Linked DNA regions of Homo sapiens: region 1 is linked to region 2. The links are chromatin loops, found by intact Hi-C in ENCODE. Cell type or tissue: A673. All regions are shown on one strand. Each heading gives the region's core, and the rest is flanking DNA. Links, peaks and the distances in the headings are about the cores only.

The links. A loop is a pair of places that touch in the nucleus more often than their neighbours do. Peaks named below come from ENCODE experiments on the same cell type or tissue, not always from the same donor. Only the 100,000 strongest peaks of a DNase experiment are listed, where the experiment ranks them.
Region 1: a loop joins it to region 2, with 2.7 times the contacts of the local background. A loop is called at or near these places in 3 of 110 quality-filtered maps.

What each region holds. Positions count from the first base shown.
Region 1 is chr11:117,592,864-117,598,237 of GRCh38, reverse strand. All of the region lies in intron 3 of DSCAML1 (DS cell adhesion molecule like 1), which reads left to right. Among named protein-coding and RNA genes, the nearest start is that of DSCAML1, 200 kb to the left of the region's middle. RefSeq lists a silencer at 917-1,117 and an enhancer at 4,293-5,084. In A673, for the core only: CTCF peaks have their summits at 2,381 and 2,585; no DNase peak of the experiment used is centred there.
Region 2 is chr11:117,424,250-117,429,623 of GRCh38, reverse strand. DSCAML1 (DS cell adhesion molecule like 1) reads left to right here. Exons shown (of 33, transcript NM_020693.4): 33 at 821-1,852. The coding sequence ends at 1,296. Among named protein-coding and RNA genes, the nearest start is that of CEP164, 99 kb to the right of the region's middle. RefSeq lists an enhancer at 1-216. In A673, for the core only: a CTCF peak has its summit at 3,257 (motif pointing left); DNase peaks (open chromatin) are centred at 3,203 and 4,693.

The DNA.
Region 1 (5,374 bases), core at 280-5,279, 170 kb before region 2:
GGAAAATTTCAGGAAATGACCAAGGTAGGGAGATCTGTTACACTGGCATTCCAAGTCTCTTATTCTTGGACAGTGGAGGAGAAGGGAGGGAGGAGAGCTGGAGAGAATGTTTGAAGGTTTCATGTTCTGCTTTCTTTTGTAAGCTGTGACCACCCACATGTTGGAGGAAAATGTTAAACAATTAAATGACCAATAAATATTTACTTCTTTAATATATATATTGTATCAGGACTGGCCTGTGTCTAGGGTTTGGGCCAGGCATATTTCTATACGCTCAGTATGCCCAGGCTGAATATGTCTTTGGTTGCTTTTTTTTTTCTTTTTTTCTTTAAGTAAAGACAATATTCCTAGAGGTGTAAAAAAGCACTTGAGTTCTGGATGATTCTGAAGTTGACAATTTTCTTTCCAAGTTAGGGAAGGAGAATTAAGGGGCAAAAATAGGAGGTCAGGAGAAGACAGCACCCAAATGAAAAATCAGAATTAGCCAGGTGTGGTGGTTCACGCCTGTAATACCAGCACTTTGGGAGGCCGAAGCGGGTGGATCACTTGAGGTCAGGAGTTGGAGACCAGCCTGGCCAACATGATGAAACCCCATCTCTACTAAAAACAACAACAACAACAAATAGCTGGATGTGGTGATGCACGCCTGTAGTTCCAGCTACTCAGGAGGCTGAGGTAGGAGAATTGCTTGAACCTGGGGGGTGGAGGTTGCAGTGAGCTCAGATCGTGCCATTGCACTCCAGCCTGGGTGAGAGAGTGAGACTCCGTCTCGAAAAAGACAAAAGAAATAATTCCTAGGTCCTCCTTCTTGCAGGCTGGCAAGGACCTTGGTCTCTAACTCAGGTTGAGTCTTAGCTGCTCATGGCCCTGCTCCCACACACCTGCCCCCCAGTTTGCTTCTTGCAGAGGTGTTTCTAGCAAGTAAGGTGACTGAGGCCGTTCTGGCGCTGTCCCCGGTCCTGAAATGCCACCAGTTCCTGTCTTAGTGATTAAAGTGGCTCTCGAGTGCTCCCCTCTAGTCAGCTGTTGTGTGGAAACTAATTTCCATATAATAACATTTTGTTATTTGTAATAAATCATACCCACAGTAAGGTGACTGGGTTATGTCATTATTTGCAAACCTACAGAATGTAATTATCATATGTCGGAAAACCTCCATGCAGAACGGTGCTGTTCCAGCCGCAGCACCATCCAATAATAATAAAAATTTATATTGTGCTTTATGGGACTGCTCATCACAGTCACTGTTCTATGCCAAGGGAAAAGAAAGCCCACCGCAGGGACAAATTCAGGAACGGACAAACCTTGTAAATGCCAAACTAGTTGATCCCAAAGCTAGCTACTAGGTTTCCTCCTCTTTTTTCCTATGAGACCTTTATATAAGAGACTGGGGGTCCAGGTTTGCCTCTGCATTCAAAACAATGAAAACAATTAAAAGGAGTTTCCCTTTTATGCATTAATTACATGTGCATCAGCCTTGACTGATATTTGTTCACAAAGACTAGATTTTTGAACAAAATACCTGCATTGCTCCTTTTCACTACTTTTTCCCTGTATCCCTGTCTTCACCTCCCACACCTCATCTTCTTTTCCCCTAGAATAGGTGCTTCCATTGCTTTCTGTGAACATAGTAATGCAGGTTCCATGAGCAGTAAATGAGGGACGTGCTGATTATCCATCATCTTGCATCTGTTTCCAAAATGTCCTCTCTGGTTGAATTTCACCCAAACATAGAAATATGTGATTGCCATTAGCAATGGGCTCCCCTCTTCTCTCTCTCTCCTCCTCAACCGGACACATATGTGTCTACCCCTTTTGGCATGTCCTACTGAGATTTTTTTTTTTTTTTTCCTGAGAAGAATGGCATGTTCTGGCTGATCAGAAAATGCTCTGAACTCCCAGGGAGGTTGTGTTTCCTGGTAGAAATCCCAGTAAGAACAGAGTCTTGTAGTTTCAAAAGATCTGGACTTAAGAGTAGCAATTCTCCACCATCCAGTGCCTTGCGATCTTTTATGACTCTGGGGAGTCATTCTCCCACTTTAACCACAATGGTCTTGCTTTTATTACATGTGTGGTTGTGGCAGCAGCTCTCACAGATAATTTTGTTTAGGGCTGTGAAATTTGCCTTCAGACTCAAAATTGAATTCAACCCACTGCTTTCTGCAGGAGCGATGGGCTTGCATGTATATCTCTTTCCCAGGAATGTTTGCAGTTATTGATGCTGAATGTGGTCATTCATCATGGACAATAGAGAACAAAAAAGAATTTATTAATACATTTCCTGCTCCCACACGATTTTGTCTTGGAGCTTAAGACATGACATTTTGTTCCTTCACCACTTCTATCTGCATATTTCCACACCTGCCTCCTATCCCTCTACTTTGGGAGGTTTGTTGAAGGAAGACAGTCTTACGTTGGTTGCAAGGGAATGAGAACCTGAAAGGTCACTTTTTTTTTTTTAGCCATACATGGAGCTCACAAAAATCCAACTCAGGGTGACCCACACAAAGGTGGAGATAGAGATGGGCGACATTGATAAACTCTTCCTGACTGTGATGTAAGTTACTGAAATGCATCACCAGGGAGAGGCGCTCATCCTCTGCCTCAGATTTCAACGGAAATTGGGCGGGGCCGGCCCTGGCACCTTCCTGTTCTGTTATCCCTGCCATTTTTATCACAGCCTATCCACAGAGGGGAATGCTATGTAGTCCTTAAAATGATGTTTTTGAAGATGATTTGAGGATGCAAAATAAAAGCCCTCATTGGAATATAAAATGAAAAAAGCATATAAAACTGCATACGCAACCTGATCTCCATCACCCTTCCAAAAAAAGACTAAAAGGAAATATACCAAGTCTATCTCTTGTTGGTGGGGTTGCAGGTCATTTTTATTGTCTTACTTTGGTTTTTCTGTATTTTCCAAATTTCTTACAACAAATTGGTATTCTATTTTAATCAGGAAAAAGTAGACATTTTTTAAAAGCCCCCCAGAGACAGTGGCTCCACTGACTTTCTTGATCCCTATTCTAATGACTGACTTTCCAACCCTCCCCCTCTGCTATGAAGAAAGCCTTCCTCATTAAAGTGCTTCTGTAGCCTTCCCTCACCCTCATCTCTTCAGAGAAGTGTCTTAAGGAAATATCAAAGGGTGTGTGTGTGTGTGTGTGTGTGTGTGTGTAAGAGAAAGACAGAGTAATCATTATATCAGGAGGGAGGAAACCCACCAACCCACCATAGAAATGCAAAACAGAACAGTTAGTTAGAGAACGGCAATGGTGAACTATTGAGGAGTCCCTTCTTGACAGAGGTAACAATGAGGAATGAAAATCCCACCACAGAAACTGCCAAAGGGCAAAGGATGACAGGAGAAGTGAATAATAAAGTCTCTATGGGGCAGGATGGGGTAGAGGGGAGGAACACATCTTTCATCCCTCCCTGGCCTCCTGTCTTCCTTAGGCTCCAACCACATAGGACTAAAGATGAGAGTCACAGTAGGGAAATGAGGCTGCCCCACACCAGGGAGGAGCCTGAGTAGCCTGGCCACGGAGAGAAGACCAGATAGCCAAAGCCAGAGGAGGAGCAGGGGCTGCTGCAGGTCTGCGGGATGTCAGGTGGAGGTGATCTAACCCAGCCCGCTGGGGACACCCAGAACACAGATGTCAGAGCCAGAACACCATCTCCAAATTCACAGAAGCTGACACCCAGAGGGCAGACCTGACTGTTCCTGGAGTTTTAGGAAGGGAGACTCACACAGGTGTGCGTGCATTGCTGAGAGCATCAGCGGATCTGATGAGCTTCTCACCTGGGGCAGTGTCATCTTCTCAAGGGTGTTTGTTTGAAAACGCAAGAGGGGAGAATACTTGGGTGTCAGAGTGACTGAGGGATCTACTGGCATTTCATGCACAAAACCCAAGGATACTAAATGTCCTTCTTTGCCTAGGATAGACCCACAGGTATGTGCCTCCCCAAAATGTCAAAGTATCCCCACTGAGAAACAACAGGAGACTTTTTTCTAGGATAAACTCTCTCTGAAATGGAGCCTGATCCAGGACCCAATATCTGTGCACCTCCCTTGGAATTCCTTGAGGTTTATACTGAGTGCCCCTCTTTCCTTTTTCTGTCCTTTGTCAAGACTGAGAAAGGCTGGTGTTTACTTCCCTAGATAACCATGCCAGGTGAGACCCCACTCCCTTTTAGAAGGGCCACTTAGAAATGCAGTGAGTTCAGCCCAGTGTGGTGGCTCACACCTGTAATCCCAGCACTTTGGAAGGCTGAGGCGGGCGGATCACGAGGTCAGGAGATCGAGACCATCCTGGCTAACACGGTGAAACACCGTCTCTACTAAAAATACAAAAAAAATTAGCCAGGTGTGGTGGCGGGCGCCTGTAGTCCCATCTACTTGGGAAGCTGAGGCAGGAGACTGGCATGAACCCAGGAGGCAGAGCTTGCAGTGAGCCGAGATCACGCCACTGCACTCTAGCCTGGGAAACAGAGCAAGACTCCATCTCAAAAAAAAAAAAAAAAAACAAGAAATATAGTGAGTTCAATACTATGGTTCAAGGAAAGAGGGAGCTCCACATCCCTGTGCCAGGCAGAAACAGGCGGCTCTGTTCCTTGGCTTGTGCCAGGGCCCCAAGCCCTGCCCAGCCCAGTCTTTCCTGATAAATGAAGTTGCAGTGCTGTCCCGGCCTCTGGGCCTGGGATTTGTAGAACCCTATACACAGGCCCCGGTGGCAGACAGGCAGCCTGTCATCTCTTCTTTCCAGGTGACATGGGAGCGGCTTTGGTTCTCACATTTCATTTGTCAGGCTTTAATGAGGGAGGCCGCACAGCAGCCCTGAGGTACCACCTGAGTGACCCAGGCCCCCAGGCCCCAGCGAGGTGCACGGGGAGGCAGCTCTGTGGCTGCTTTGGGGAATCTGCCATTTTGCAAGAGGTCAGGGTGGGCGGGAGCAGGGGAGAAAGCAGAGATTTTGCTGCAGGGCAGAAGGCATCCATTTTCTTCTGCACTGAGCCTGTGAGTCTGTGACCCTGAAGCATCGCTGTGTGTGGGCACCGCCGAGGGCAGGACACGTGGGCCCAGGGGATGGAGGAGCTGGGCCTATGCCCCTCACTGCCCCCTTTCTTCAGTAGTGAGGAACAGGGACAGCCTCTTGTTTAGTGCCCCGTAAGTGCCAGGAACTGTGCCAGATGCTTGAGATGTCTTTTGCTTAATCTTCACAGCCACCCTCTGGGGTAAGTATCATTAGCCCCATTTGTGGGAGAGGATACTGAGCCTGGGGGAGGTGACTTACACATGGCAGTGGTGTTGGGGTTCACACCCCGTGCTGCCTGAGGTCAAAGCCCTTCCTCCTGAGCCCCACTGGGGCAGCGT
Region 2 (5,374 bases), core at 320-5,319:
GGCAGGCGGATCACCTGAGATCAGGAGTTCCAGAGCAGCCTGGCCAACATGGCAAAACCCCATCTCTACTAAAAAAATACAGAAATTAGCTGGGCATGGTGGCACGTGCCTGTAATCCCAGCTACTCGGGAAGCGGAGGTTGCAGTGAGCCGAGATCATGCCACTGCACTCCAGCCTGGATGACAGAGCGAGACTCCGTCTCAAAAAAAAAGAAATTAGGAACTTTCCACCTGGAGAAGAGGGGACCGAGGGGGAGGAGAGGGGACATGTAGCTGACTTCAAACATCTGGAAGGCTGCCATGGGAAAGAGGGGAACGCCTTACTCTGTGAGACCTCAGAGAACAGAACCAGGCTCCATGGTGGGGAGGCGACAGGGAATGATATTCCTTTCCTCCTCAGGGTAAAGAAAAGCTTTCCACCAGCCAGAGCCATTAGGACATCCTCGTCCTTAGCAGTAGTGAGCTCTCCACTACCGGAAGCTGACCAGCCTCTAGTGACCATTGAACAACAAGCATCCATGTACTGGGCAGCTGTTATCTGCACCAGCCACTGTAGCAAAGCACTTTACCTCCCTCACCTCATTCGCTCCTCACAATAATCCTGTGGGGAAGTAAGATCATCCCCACTTCACAGATAAGGAAACGAAGGCTCAGAAGGGCCAAGTACCCGACCTTTCCGCTACTCTTTATTGCCCCCCAGTGGAGGGGCCCCTATGCCAAATCAGAGAGAAGACTGGGGGCAGGGGATGGGGTGGGGGCTGAACGAGCTGCTTCCAGAGGGCTATGACTCTCTGTAACATCCTCTGCCTCTGTGATTCCAGGTGACTACTGCAACCTGCCCCTGTATGCCAAGTCAGAGGCCTTCTTTCGAAAGGCAGATGGACGTGAGCCCTGCCCCGTGGTCCCACCCCGTGAGGCCTCCATCCGGAACCTGGCTCGAACCTACCACACCCAGGCTCGCCACCTGACCCTGGACCCTGCCAGCAAGTCCTTGGGCCTTCCCCACCCAGGGGCCCCCGCTGCCGCCTCCACAGCCACCTTACCTCAGAGGACTCTGGCCATGCCAGCCCCCCCAGCCGGCACAGCCCCCCCAGCCCCCGGCCCCACCCCTGCTGAGCCACCCACCGCCCCCAGCGCTGCCCCTCCGGCCCCCAGCACCGAGCCTCCACGAGCCGGGGGCCCACACACCAAAATGGGGGGCTCCAGGGACTCGCTTCTCGAGATGAGCACATCGGGGGTAGGGAGGTCTCAGAAGCAGGGGGCCGGGGCCTACTCCAAATCCTACACCCTGGTGTAGGGCCCGCAGGAAGAGCAGCCACGCCTGGACCGCGCCGCGCCGCAGCCCCACACGCCAGCTCGGCTGTTTTTCTGCATTATTTATATTCAACTGACAGACAAAAACCAACCAACGACAAAACAAAAACCCCCAATCATGAACGCCTGTACATAGAACTCTTTTGTACAAATGAAACTATTTTCTTCTTCTCCATGAAGCCAGGGCACAAAGAATTTGACAGTACAAGTCAAATCCCCCACCCCACAAAATATGTGTGGAGATATATATACATATATAGACAGACAGGAACGCGTCCACGAGCTATATATCTATATATTTCTCTCACCCTATTTTGAGACAGAGGCACAAAGACTCAGCAATTTTTTTCCCTCCTCCTCACCTTCCCCCCAGTCTAGGTGGTTTTGACAAAGACCAAAATCCCAACTCAGAGACACTGCATGCGATTTTACTGTTCCAAGAAAACCAGGAGTTGCTTCAATTTGCAGATGCTTATGTGTTAATACCTTTTTCTATGAAAAAAGACCCAGCGCCGTGTGCAATAAAGGTTATGTTTCTATGTGGTGGCTTTTTTCCCATCTGGCGAAGGCCAGCGGGGAGGGAGGAGAGAGCCCGACCCCAGGCCGTCTGTCTCTCATAAAGAGACTTTGTGAGAAGCCTGGGCTTTGGCTCAGTGCTCTAAGACTTTTAAAGGCTTGCAATTAGCCAAGGTGCCTCCTCTTCTGTTCTCAGAGCTGTGCTGGGCCCGCAAGGGGAACTAGGTCGGTGGCTTCGTGCAAACTCCTAAACCCCTCTGACCCACAGTGTCCTTACCTGTAAACGGAGGGAAGCTTGTAGCAGATGGAATGAGGCAACCTTGGCTCACCAAGCGCTGGGGAGCCTGGGATAGGGGAGGGGTTGCCTACTGGCTTCTTTCCTCCAAGAGAGTGCAGGGTAGCCAGGGGGCCAGGACTATACAAGACCAATAGCCCACAGTTGTGAAAGAGGTGCCTATCGGGAGCGGGGAAGAAGAGATTATCTATAGCTGGGGCACCAGGCCAAGGCCTAAAGTTCTGGGCTGACTCTTAGGACCAGATGAGGCCAGAGGGAGAAGAAGAGAAGTCGTCGGAGGTGAGAGGAGTGAGAGAAGCTCATGAAGGAGAGGGAATGGAGCTCAGCCAAAGAGAACCAGGTCAGCACATCAGGTACCTCACCTGGCTTCCAAGGAGTCAGCCAAGTGGAAGAAAAGGCGTCCACACGGAGGAGCAGGCAAGGTGCCGTGGGTGTCCAGAGGCCTGGTTTCTGATGAGAGGGTCCAGAGGGCATCACAGGAGGTGACAGGTGAGATGGACCTCCAGGGACTTGAAGGTTTGGAGAGGCAGAAGCAGGTGACTGGCCCCTGGGTGAAAAGGAAGTGCACCTAAGAAGTGCACAGGGGGCTCTTGAGCACTGCAATTGAGGCTGAGCTGTGGATCAGGAACCTGGAAGGAAGGTGAGTCTGGGACCCACCGCTCCCTAGGAGCTGAGAGGAGGAACTGGGAAGGGCTGGAGAAGGAGGGAGGAGTTTGTGCATGCAGGCAGCTGATACCTATCAGCCTGGGCCCCGGTGAGGCCGCACCTGGGATGCATGACCTTTCATAGAAGCATCTTCCGAATAGCAACTCATCCCACAAATTCTCTCTGAGCACCTAGAGTGTGTGGGATGCAGAGGAGTCCCTCGCATGAATAACTAGATTCCCGGGTCGGCACGGTGAGAGGGGAGGGGCAGAGATTCCGTACGCCTCGGTATTCCTAGGCTCATGAAGAAATGCTCATCTCAGCCCCCACACCCAGGACCCAGCCAAGAGAAGCAGCTAACGGCATCAGTTGAAAACCAAAGCTCTGCATTCCAGACACCTGGTGACAGCCCAGCTTCGTTCCATCTCTGGGAGGACGGAACGCCTCCCAAGGACGCGCACGCCATCTGCAGGTCGCCTCCAGAACTGCAGGCACAACGATCAAACCTGAGCTGTCCGCATAGAAGACCCCCAACCCCACCTCCCCTGCACACCAGATATTGGGCAAACAAACACGAATCAGAGCCACCTCCAACCAGCAAGAGGGAATGAAAAACTCCTCAGAGGCTAGAGGCGCAGAAGATAGAAGCAGCCTAAGGGCTCCGAAGGGGAACGCTGTCATGAAAATACATGACGGATCCCGATACTACGTGCCAGGTGCTGCTTGTAACCTCATTGCAGACTTGGGAGAAAGGTATCACGATTACCACGTGACAGGTGAGAAGGTTAGAGGAGCTAGAAGAGATGGGAATGAGATTTAAACTCATGAGCGTCCAATTCCTTAACTACTGAGCCATACTACCTGCTGTTCCACTGTTCAAAGATTAGAGTTTCAGTTCTTCCCCCAGGATGTTGCCAGGGGAAGAGTCCGCCAGGTCCAGGGAGCAAGCTGGACGCATGGGCAGAAAAACAGTTGAGGCAGGTGACCCAATATGCAGCACAGGATGGATCAAGGGCTCCAAAGTACTTTACCCTGGTGAGGGGCGGTGGTAGAAAAGGTGGAATTCAGCTCTGGGGAGCTGTTGGAGGTCTGGGACCTGAGGTGGACTCTGTAGGATGAGAAGGATTTGGAAAGGCAACAGAAAAGTAAGATGTGGGCCAGTCTAGCTTGTATTCCACTGGGCTAGGCCCCTTATTATAAAGCACAAAGTCTAGAAATTCAGGCATACTTGAGCAAAATCCACACGATTTTATTTGCTAATAATCTCTAACTTCAGTACGCTTTGCAGGGTTGTTTGAGACAGCATCTCACTCTGTCACCCAGGCTGGAGTGCAATGGTGTGATCACGGCTCACTGCAGCCTCGACCTTTCTGGCTCAAGTGATCTTCCTGCCTCAGCCCCTTGAGTAGCTGGGACTACAGGCACATGCCACCATGCTCGGCTAATTTTTGTACTTTTTTTTTTCCGTAGAGACAGGGTTTCACCATGTTGCCCAGGCTGGTCTCGAACTCCTGGACTCAAGCAATCCTCCCGCCTCAGCCTCCCAAAGTGCTGGGATTACAGGTGTGAGCCACTGCGCCAGGCCCTTAATATGTTTGTTAGCTAAACCACAAGCCTGCCTGTTTGATCCACACCCAGAAGCTAATTCACAAATCAGTGGCACTCCTGCTCCTCATTCATCCCCAGCTCATCCTCATTGAACTCTATGTATCTGGAACAGTCATCTTACACATTCACTTGCTCCTTTCCAAAACTCCACTTTGTCTACCATGGATAAGATGACCATCTGCCCTTGAGAGCCTTGATACTCTACATGTGGGTCACAGGCCAGTGGCACCAGCACCACCGTCACCTAGGAGCTTGTTGCAAATGCAAAAAAAATACCAGGCCTCACGCCAGAACCACTGAATCAGACTCTGCACTTCAGCAAAATCCCCAGGGGACCCATATGCACATCAACGTTTGAGAAACCCTCCTCTAGAAGACCTTCAGAGAGATTACCCCTTGTTCCCCCATTCTACCAACAACCAGAGCTAGACTAGTGGGTCTCAAACGTAGATGCACATCAGATTCACCTGAGGAGCTCGTTAAACAATACAGAAGCCCAGCTCTCACCAATCCTAACAGAATAGGAATTTGCTGGTATGCGGCCTAGGCTTTTTTTTTTTTTTTTTTTTGAGACAGGGACTTGCCCTGTAGCCCAGGCTGGAGTGCAGTGATGCTATCACGGCTCACTGCAGCCTCAATCTCCCCGACTCAGGTGATCCTCCTTCCTCAGCCTCTCGAGTAACTGGGACTATAGGCACTTGCCACCACACCTGGCTAGTTTTTGTATTTTTAGTAGAGAGGGGGTTTCATCATGTTGCCTAGGCTGGTATTGAACTCCTGAGCTTAAGCAATCGCCCACCTCGGCCTCCCAAAGTGCTGGGATTACAGGCATGAGCCACTGCACCTGACCAACATTTCTATTTTTATGGTGGTAAAAGATACATAAAATTCGCCATTTTAACCATTTTAAAATGTACAATTCAGCAGCATTAAGTATATTCACCTTGTTGTAAATCACTATCCATTTCCAGAACTTTCTCATCATTCCAGAAAGAAA